2 separate regions of the Homo sapiens genome follow, and region 2 is linked to region 1. The links are chromatin loops, found by intact Hi-C in ENCODE. Cell type or tissue: body of pancreas. All regions are shown on one strand. Links, peaks and the distances in the headings refer to the core of each region. The heading gives the core; the rest is flanking DNA.

Region 1 (5,383 bases), core at 92-5,091:
GCTGGACTCCAATTGTGATGTGTGAAACAAGACAAGCTGTTAAAAACTCATAGAAATTGGCCGGGCGCAGTGGCTCACGCCTATAATCGTAGCACTCTGGGAGGCCGAGACGGGAAGATCACCTGAGGTCAGGAGTTCGACACCAGCCTGGCCAACATGGTGAAACCCTGTCTCTGCTAAAAATACAAAAATTAGCCTGATGTGGTCGAGTGCGTCTGTACTCCCAGTTCCTCGGGAGGCTGAGACAGGAGACTCGCTTGAACCCAGGAGGCAGAGGTTGCAGTGAGCTGAGATTGCACCCCAGCACCCCAGCCTGGGTGACAGAGCAAGACTCCGTCTCAAAACAAACAAACAAAAACTCATAGAAATCATCACCAGGTTGACTCCACTCCACTCCTTTCCACTTTTCCCCTTAAAAATGTCCAATAACCAGAAAACAAACAAATCGTTCTTTTGAAATTATTCTCCTTGGCCTTGTAGCTAATGGAAAAACTGAGCTTCAGAGAAATCTTGAAGGTAGCCAAGGAGAACTTAATTTAAGTCACAGTTATAAAATTTTAAGCTGAAAGAGTTCATAAGGATTACTTAGTCCGGTCTCCATGTTTTCAGGTGAGGAAACTGAGACTGGGAAAAGTGAATTGACCTGATTTAAAAAAATCACAAAGCCAGAACTTGATATTTTCAGTGCTGATGAGGGTACAATTTTTTTGTATTTCTAAGATGGAAGGTCCATGCTCCCTGAGTGCGGAGACCATCTTATCGCCTCTGCCTCAGCAACAATACCTCTGCCTTGGCCACAATACTTACTGCGGGCTTGGAGACATGTTGTAAATTGCACCAGTTTGTTGTCTCTCAGTTGCAAGTGATTAAAAGACAGACAAACAAACAACAACCTCAAGAAAAGCCCAGCAGACATTCATTTAAGGAAAAGGAAAAATGTAAATGGAGTAATTATGTAATTGAGAAATCTAGAAGGTTTGGTTTCAGGCATCCCACGGTCCAACAGCCCAAATAACATCAACAGAGCATGATTTCTCTGTCATGGATCTGTTCCACTCTCCTATTCTCGGATAGGTTCTTCCCTCATAGTTAAAAGATGGTTGCAAGCTGCTCTAGGCTCTGTATCCTCTAAGATTTAAGTCCAGTAAAAAAGAACCAATATCTCCTTCCCAGAAATCCCAGAAGTAGACTCACATCATCCTGTTGGCTCTGATTGAGACCGTGGTGCCATCCACAAAGCAATCACCGGGGCCAGGAGAAATGCGATACATTGATTGACTTCAGCCTGAGTCACATATAGTGAGAATGAGTACACAAATGATCTGAAAAAAGTTAATACACATATGTTATTTATGATTTGCTAACAAATACTTTTACAGCACTTATTCTGTCAGCTTGTTCTAAGAACTTTATAAATATTAACTCATTTAATCATCTTAACAACTCATTGAGATAGGTACTATTGTTATCCCCATTTTGGAAACGAGAAAACCAAGCCAAAGAGAGGTTATGCAATGTGCCCAAGGTCACACAGCTTGTAAGCAGCAGAGTAGCCACAATTCTAACACAGCCAGTCTTGCTCCTGAATACCTGCTTCTTCACTGCCTGAACCAAGTCATTTAATCCTCTCTCTTTCCATCTTCTTAACTACAACAGTTTACTAAAGCAGGGACTATGATTTTTCTTCTTGTGAGGAGGCTGGTTAACAGAAAGGGGAAGTGCTTTACGAAGGTGCACTGGCAGGGCCTGAGGTAAGGGGCTGATCTTGCTCTGCATGAGTAACAATTCATTCACCGTGTCCTGGGCTTCCTTTGCAAAGATGCTTTTTGGACCCCTCTTGTAGATGTGTTCATATGCACATCATATTGCTAATTCCTGAAATGGAGAAGATTTGCCAATAAACTTCTTGGAGATGGATAACTTCTTAAATGTCAAATGAAACACTGAGCCATTAAATTGTGCTGTTTAAAATGTCAGGGAAAACCATTAGTTTTGCAGATGGAGCTTCAGTGTGGTCTGGCTTCAGGCCTGTGAAATGACTCCTGTCTTGGAGAAGAATCCTTCTTTTCTTATTTTGAAATGTTGTTATCGTTTTGTCCAGAGAGTGGTTTAAGAAGCAGTGCTGGTCTCTGAGCCCAATGTAGCAATGGGGAAATAGTGTAATTCCTCCTGTCTCCTCCAAGGCGCTTCCACTCTATACTACCCTGCTCTTCCCAAAGTCTCCATGGACAGCTAGCAACTGTCCTGCTCTCTTCCTGGCTTCCTTCTTCCCCTCACCCCAGTTGCAAACCTCTGGGTCCTTCAGAATCCATTTCCAGTTGTGTTATTTTAAGCTGTTTTCCTGCACAGCACAGCAGAGGCTGGTAAAGTAGAAGTTATACTTCAAGAGAATATCAGAGCTGAGTGATTTTGAGGGGAACAGCCCTCAGGCAAGTACCAACGAATGACCAGTGCCAGTGGCGAGTTAGACCCTTGAGGCCTTGGGTCTATTTCTCCACACCTGTCACTTTCATCCAGGTATTGTCAGGTGATTAGGAGCCTGAAGCAAATCACCAAAAAGTAACCTGAAGTTTGAGTGCTACGTGTGGAAGTGGAGAGGAGAGGGTCTACTAACTTCCCTTGTAGAAGGAGAACTTGGAGAGGAGGAGTTAGCACTGCCTCTATGTGTTGGTGAAGCTCCAGCTTTATAAAGCACAATTTTAGTACAGTGAGCTCCTCCTCTTCCTCACTTCCTTGTTCATCATGACCCAGCTTGACCATCTCAGAATTGTTAGGTTGTAGGAGATGACCCCCAATATGTTTCTATATCTGAAATTATATGGTATGGCTTACCACATAATTTACAAAAAACAACATTAATTTGGGGGGAGATGGATAACTGTTTTGATAGCATAGGAGACCACTATCTTGGATCTCACCAAGACTCGATATGAGTATATTATTTTACAAATTCTAGATAGTCCCATTTATAAAGAACTCTGAATAGGGTGAGCAATGGGGCAGGGCATAGAGCCAAAAGCAGTGAACTGCTTGTCAAAAGGCTCAGTTTTTCCAACTCTAAAACCATCCAGCTGGGTAATGTTGAACAAATCAAAATCTTTCTTATCTTTTTTTCCCCTCTCTGGTGAAAAGAGGAAATAAACTAGATAATTTTTAAGATCTGCTTCCTGCTTGAAGAATCAAAGTTGTGTCTATGAAATCAGATTAAAACCATTAACAATTATTTTTTATGTCTGCAGTCTTAGAAAATTTAAATAAATATTTGTCCCTAGGTAACAGACAAGAAAACTGAGATACAGAGAGATTTATATGCCACCTAACATCAAAACCTAGAGCCCTTCTGAGAGATCATATTCCCTTGTACGATACTTGGTCAGTGAGTCACTAACCTCCATCACACAGGCCAGGCTGGCTCTTGCAGTCCCGGGAGTAACACAGTAATGTCAGTGGGTATGAATAGTTTGAGTCTCAGATCACTCAGCTGGGAGATGATATTTAGAACGATGGCTCAAAAACAATTCTGACCAAGCAAAGCATTAGTCAGCTTGGGAAAAACTTTATGGGTTGGGAAGAACTTCTCAGGGAGGGAGAAGTAACAGTATATTCTATTCATCCCAGGAGGACCATTGCCATAAATCCGTGAGGAAAGGATTTGTTTTGGACCTACACAGAGAAAAGGGAGGCAGTAAGGAAAAGCAAGCTGGATTGGGAGTTAGAAGACTATTTCTAGTTTAACTCTGCCAAATACTTAGCACAGGGCAAACTAGATACCCTTTCTGGCCTTCATTTCTTTATCTCTAAGATGGAAAGATAAGACTAGATGATCTCCAAACTTCTTTAAGCTCTGACATCTACTGGATTTCTTCCAAAAGCACAAACTGTTTCCTGTGCCACAGAGGTCATTCAGAGGCTTCTCCTTATTTTTCAAAATGAATCCTAAACAATTAGAGTGATTTCTCTTCTCATGGTTCCCGTCACCCCTCCTCTGTGTTCTCTTGAGCTTATGAATACCTCCCTATAAGTAGCCTCATCACAGCCTACTTTGTATTATAAAGAATATTATGTTTTCCTGTTGTGGGCTTTTGGCAAACAGTAACCAAGTAATTAATTTTAGGCTCTTCTAAAGCATGTAGTGAATGCTGCCTTCCCCTTTGTTTATTAGAATTGCATATTCAGGAAATTACAAGTCTATGATTGCTCAATATTTCAAGTATTACTGTTTCTCAGATTTTCAGTGCAAATGATTGAATAATTATTCCCTGTGTAACTTTCATGATACTATGCAAATACAGAACTCCTTTGCTTATGTGTACAATTATTGGTTCATAATTTTTTTATTAAGAGAGTAGCAATTTATATATGTATATGATTATGTGTTTGTATATATAAATATAGATATAGATATAGATATAGATATAGATATAGATATCTTTTTTCTCCTGTACCAGTATATATTTCCTTGGCTTCAATAATTGGCATTTTTTTTTTTTTGAGATGGAGTCTCGCACTGTCACCCAGGCTGGAGTGCAGTGGCACAATCTTGGCTCAATGCAACCTCTGCCTCCTGGGTTCAAGCAATTCTCCTGCCTCAGCCTCCCAAGGTAGCTGAGATTACAGGTGCCCACCACCACACCTGGCTAATTTTTGTATTTTTAGTAGAGACAAGGTTTCCCCATGTTGGCCAGGCTGGTCTTGAACTCCTGACATCAAGTGTTCCACCTGCCTTGGCCTCCCAAAGTGCTGGGATTACAGGTATGAGCCACCGCACCTCGCCGGCAATTTTTATATAATGTTTTTCATTTTTATGCTGGAGCCCACCTCACTTTTTCCAAGTCCTTCTTACATGTTGCTCATTATAAGGCCCTTATGAAGAATTTGAAAGTGGAAAGTGTTCTTCCAGGTCATCTCTGATCTAACCCCTTATTTTATGTTGAGAAAACAAAGGCCCAGAGAGTTTAAAATGTCACTGCCGGTCATAGCCAAGGGTGAGCTAGAACTGATGCGTCTCAATTTCCAGCCCAATGACTGTTTCTCTGCTATAGCACAGTAATATTTATGGACATATCACATAAAACATATCTATTTATATAAGTATAAGCATAAGAATATTTATGTTTGGTTTACATTCTCTTACAGAAAGGTAGAGAAATTCAGGTATATATTTTTTCTCTTGAATGTCTTAGAGATTTGCATCTTTATGAATATTATTCATTGGTTGAAGAAAACATTGCTAAGTAAGTAGAAGATATGTATCCTGTTTCTTTAGAAGCCTATTTCATGCTGTGCCAAGGGGATAGAGTACAAGTGCTGGTTAATAATTTATAGTATATATTCATCTCCATTCCTCTTTGACTAAAATATTAATTCCCCATTGATCATCATT
Region 2 (5,383 bases), core at 321-5,320, 55 kb before region 1:
CTTCCTTCCTTCCTTCCTTCCTTCCTTCCTTCCTTCCTTCCTTCCTTCCTTCCTTCCTTCTTTCCCTCCTTCCCTCCCTCCTTCCTTCCTTCCTTTTTTTTTTTTGTCAGAGTTTCACTCTTGTTGCCCAGGCTGGAGTGCAATGGGGCAATCTTGGCTCACTGCAACCTCCGCCTCCCGGGTTCAAGCATTCTCCTGCCTCAGCCTCCTCAGTAGCTGGGATTACAGGCATGTGCCACCACGCCCAGCTAATTTTTTTTTTTATTTTTAGTAGAGACAGGGTTTCTCGGTGTTGGTCAGGCTGGTCTCGAACTCCCGACCTCAGGTGATCTGCCCGCCTCGGCCTCCCAAGGTGCTGGGATTACAGGCGTGAGCCACCATGCCCAGCCTATCTGGATTTCTATCATTTCCCCACATGGATTTCTACCACCAACAGGGGTAAGGTGTAGACACCAGCATCTGAACTCCTTTCTCTAATCTATCGTCTTATCTCTCCTATTCTCTCCCTAAACTGAAAATTTCCCTACACTTTCCTTTTTTAACTAGAAGGCTGTTCCTACATTGTCTCCTACTTCTGTGCAAGGTGGCATTTGCCCTTTCTCTTCCCTGGGGCCATAATGGTAGAATGGTGGCAGAGAAGCACAATTTATGGGAGGAATAAAAAACACATCATTCTGGATTTTTTAGATAGTTTTCATTATGCTATGATAAACAGTATCTAATGTTGCTGATAACATTACAGCACTTCCTTGTCTGTTACCTCCCTATCATCGTGTTACAACATGATGGTTGAGTTTCCAGAAAACAGACGCTGAGATGATGGAAATTTGCACACTAGAAGTTCCTGGGAGCGAGCGTTCTCAGGAACAGTGTCTATGAGGGAGGGAAAGAAACAAGACTGGGCAGAGGGAGTGGTAGGACTGTTATGTCAAAGGGCTCAGAAGGAGCTCTGGACTGAGATAGCCCATCTCAGAAGGAGCTCTGGACTGAGATCGTTTTCATATTTTCCCCAGATTGAGGCAAGAGGGCCTGCCCTTCATAGCCCTGCACTGGATATGGGCCTCTTACTGGGAAGGGCCTGTGACATTGGCCTTCAGCTGCAAGTAATTCTCTAGGAGGATTAAGCTGAGAACCCTTAGCTGAAAACCCCAGGTAGCTGGAGAATGAGTGTCGCAGTCCTGAAGGGGGACCTAGGGGACACAACACAGAATCCACTGTACATTACCAAAAGTGAAGTTAACTTCCTGCCTGTCATTGCATTTTATGCACGGGGACCCGGGGCTCAGGGAGATTAACTAATTAGATCAAGGTTCCAGATCAAATACCTGATGTATGTATTTTATGTCATTTGGCCTTCCAAATAATTTGATCAGGTGTAGCTTAATAACTTTCTTTTAAAGACAAGGCTACTGAGATTCAAAAAGCTTAAATGATTTCTGCAGGTCTTCAAGGCCAGCCAGTGGTGGAGGTAAGATCCATATCTGCCAATTGCACGTCTGTGCTTTTTGTATCTCACACACTGAGTTGATGTTGCCTAAATCGCTTGGATTAAATAAATTTTAGGACTGGAAGAGACCTCAGAAAACAGTGCAACCCACTTACTATTCAAAGAAATAAAGTAACTTGGTAAATTGTTCAAGGAAATGAGGCTGCTAATAACCTCTGTGCCTCAGTTTTCTTATCAGTTAAAATGGGATGAGCCACCCACCTACAGAGGGATTTTAAGACTCAAATGAGATGGCCGGGTGCGGTGGCTCACGCCTGTAATCCCAGCACTTTGGGAGGCCAAGTCGGGTGGAATCACGACGTCAGGAGTTCAAGACCAGCCTGGCGAAGATGGTGAAACCCCGCCTCTACTAAAAATACAAAAAATTAGCCAGGCGTGGTGGCGGGCGCCTGTAATCCCAGCTGCTCCTGAGGCTGAGGCAGAGAATTGCTTGAACCTGGAGGGACAGAGATTGTAGCACTGCACTCCAGCCTGGGTGACAGAGCAAGACTCTGTCGCAAAAAAAAAAAAAAAAAGACTCAAATGAGATAATAGATGCAACATAAACTTGAAACTTATTAAAATGGTACAGGATGGTCAGTATTTTGCCATTTAGATACGGAGTAAGAAGGACTTCCAACTGTTAACAACAGCAGTGTCAGGCTTGTACACTACAGTGTCACATTTTAAGTTTTGGGGGTGCTTGCACAGAAAATGTTTTTGACTTAATAAATGATTTTATTAAATTCAATTTCCTATGAAAGGTGAACAAGTTTCCATGGGATTTGTGGGGAACACAAAACTTGCTTTCTGAAAAGTTTGGATTAGCAGTTAGAGCCTAAGAGGCTTTTGCTGTGAATAATTCTGACTGATACTCAGAATTCATAATCACGTAACTTCCTATTCTCAGATAAATAAAATAACACAGCTCAGTCTGCTTTGGTGTAAAGGAAACACCGAAGTTCCTTCCTCTGAACTTTGGAACTGTTTGTGACATAAAAACAAAAGGTCCAAAATACTTTTGTCCTTTCCTTTGTCATGCAGGCTGAGTTCCTAAAACATCATAATTTAACAAAGTTAAAGTATTTGCTTTCTTTTTCTACCAACATCACAACTTCTGCTGTATTGAGTCCTTAGCACAGAGTTTGGGTTTTAAGAGAATCTACAGATTAGTTGTTTGGATGTTTCTCTTATGGAAAACTCATGAGTAAATTTATATTCCATGCTTTTAACATCACAAAATAGAAAGCTCTAGTCAATTTGTTGTTCATAACACCACCACCACTGCCACTATCTTTTCAAAGGATGAATTAGTCATCTTTGTTGCATGACAAATCACCCCAAACTTAAAACAATAATAATTCTCTTTCACAGTTTCTCTGGGTCAGGAGTATGGAGCAGTTTGGATGGGTGTTGTGGTTGGGGGTCTCTTGCGAGGTTGTAGTCAGATGTCAGCTGAAGCCTTTTGAATGCTTGACTGAGGCTGGAGGAACCACGGTCAAGGGGGCTCACTCACTTGGCTGTTAGGATGGTGCTGGCTGTTGGTGGAAGATCTCTGTTCCTTTCCACATGAATTCTCCAGGGCTGCTTGAGTGTCCCCAGAGTACCGCAACTGGCTTCACCCAGGGTGAGCAATCCAAGACAAGATGGAAGCTGCAATGCCCTTATGGGCTAGCCTTAGAAGCTACCCATTGGTAACTCTATTGGTAGTTCAGAGCAGCTCTCAGCCCTGATTCATTGAAGGAGGAGACTACACAAAGAGATAAATACAAGGAGATGAGGATCATTAGGGACTAACTTGAAGGAGGAGGAGTAGGCTGATGTGTGAATTTTACTCATTTCAGTGTTCATGAATCAAGTATGTACAGTGAGAGAGATCTGACAGCACTCCCTGCCTTCCCCCGAAGGAGGAGAAATGTCATGAAGCTAAGAGAGACTCAACATGGAAAATCCAAACCCTCCGAGGACATTTACATAGCATGCAGAGGGCTGAATGGTCCATCTGGGTGCCTCTTCATCCTCTGAAACCAGGCAGATCAACTCTCGGAATCCTGAGCCATGTTCCCAAATGGTTCTGTGATTTAAAGGCAAGTAGGCGCAGCCAGAAATAGGAAATACCATGTCCCATGCACTCGTGGGAGAAACTCTTCCCTCTTACTTCATATCTCAACTCTGCCAGAGTCATCATGCTATGAGTGTATCTTTTTTGGTTTCTTAGACAAAGTCTCACTCTGTCACCTGGGCCAGAGTGCAATGGTGCAATCATAGCTCACTGCAGCCTCGAACTCCTGGGCTCAAGTAATCCTCACACCTCAGCCTCCTGAGTAGCTGGGAATACAGATGCATGTCACTTAGCCTGGCTAATTTTTTTTTTTATTTTTTGTAGAGACAGGGTCTCGCTTTGTTGCCCAGGCTGATGTCAAACTCCTGGGCTCAAGCGATCCTCCCACCTCAGCCTCCCAAAGTGCTGGGATTACAGACATCAGATACCACGTCTGGCCCTAAAGGACTATTTAAAAACTACAGTAAAATTTTTTTATCCAGGTCAGTGGATAAATATAGAAGCCTACAAACGGCGGGTGGGGAGGGCAGGGGGAAAGCATATTCAGCAACTCTGAAGCATTCTCTGATTTGGATCATCTTTAGTAACAACTGTAATGACCTTTCTTGACACTCAAGGTGGGAAATACAAAATTCAGAGGGAAAAATGTAAAAGCAATCCTATAAATCATTTAGTGTGAATTTGGTTTAAATTTATTCAACGTCAGAGAAGTTTCATTATTAATATAGTCAAAAGAGTATGTCCTAGCTTCAGATCTTTTCTGTTTATAAAGAATATTCCTCATATTCCTATTTGTAAGAAAAATGTAATCTCAAATTGTATGCATAATCTTTCCAGATTCAACCATCAGTAACTTTTTTGGAATGCCCAATAAAGATCGAAATAAGAAAGGCCTGAGAAAATTATATTTTGCCAGAAACATTTAGGTTCCTCTCTCACTTACTATACATGTCATTTCCTCTGTAACATGGACATACTTGGTGAACTTTTCATGACTCATACAACTTTCTTCATGGTCAAGATGACCTGGTCCTACACCTCTCAAAGTAATAAGCATAAACTGATAAGACCCTTAGTCTTTTAAAAAAAGAATACACCATTTATGTTTGACTAAAGATGTACATTTATTATTATTTTTATGTGGCTTCTTTATTTGTCATGCATACTACGGATTGATTCCACCCTTAGCCCTCACCCCACCAATGGTTTCTATCACCTAGGGAATTGAGGTTTGACTTCTTTAAAAGGTTGATGCCCTGCAAAATGTATCCACATATGTCTTCTCACTATATACACTGCTAACTGTAGGGCAATAAAAATTATTATGAATATGTAATATGTAAACTATAATTAAATATACTTCAATTTTTCAAGATCACAGATTTGCATTACAAGTGATCACAACTAAACACAATATATCTAGATGCCCATTTACAAGTCCACATGACAGTACAAGTAAAAAGATGATGTAGACGTTGGTGGCATTCTGCTTAGGGTTCTTTGGTTCAAACTGGGAAGGAGGTGAATTCTCTCCAATACCCACACCTCAGGTGTTCAGTGACATGGTACTGTCTGCTGGCTTCCTGGGATACTGAACTGCCTGTTGAATGGAAAATTGAATGAAGAGAACTCCAAGGGTAGTTCATTAAAAAAAAATTTTTTTTTCCATAGGTTTTTGGGGAACAGGTGGTAATTGGTTCCATTAGTAAGTTATTTAGTGGTGATTTGCAAGATTTTGGTGCACCCATCACCTGAGCAGTATACGCTGAACCCGATTTGTAGTCTTTTATCCCTCACTCCCTTCTCACCCTTTCCCCCTGAGTCCCCAAAGTCTG

The links. Hi-C counts contacts between places; a loop is a spot of excess contacts. Peaks named below come from ENCODE experiments on the same cell type or tissue, not always from the same donor. Only the 100,000 strongest peaks of a DNase experiment are listed, where the experiment ranks them.
Region 2: it touches region 1 in a loop (2.5-fold over the local background); 17 of 110 quality-filtered maps call a loop at or near these places.

Annotation. Positions count from the first base shown.
Region 1 is chr10:63,696,894-63,702,276 of GRCh38, forward strand. It overlaps LOC107984238 (a long non-coding RNA gene), which reads right to left and starts at 3,466. Exons shown (of 3, transcript XR_001747468.2): 1 at 3,390-3,466; 2 at 1,195-1,322. In body of pancreas, for the core only: no CTCF peak of the experiment used is centred there; a DNase peak (open chromatin) is centred at 3,008; H3K27ac peaks cover 3,415 bases.
Region 2 is chr10:63,642,155-63,647,537 of GRCh38, forward strand. It overlaps LOC107984238 (a long non-coding RNA gene), which reads right to left. Exons shown (of 3, transcript XR_001747468.2): 3 at 3,171-3,236. Among named protein-coding and RNA genes, the nearest start is that of REEP3, 120 kb to the left of the region's middle. In body of pancreas, for the core only: no CTCF peak of the experiment used is centred there; no DNase peak of the experiment used is centred there; H3K27ac peaks cover 364 bases.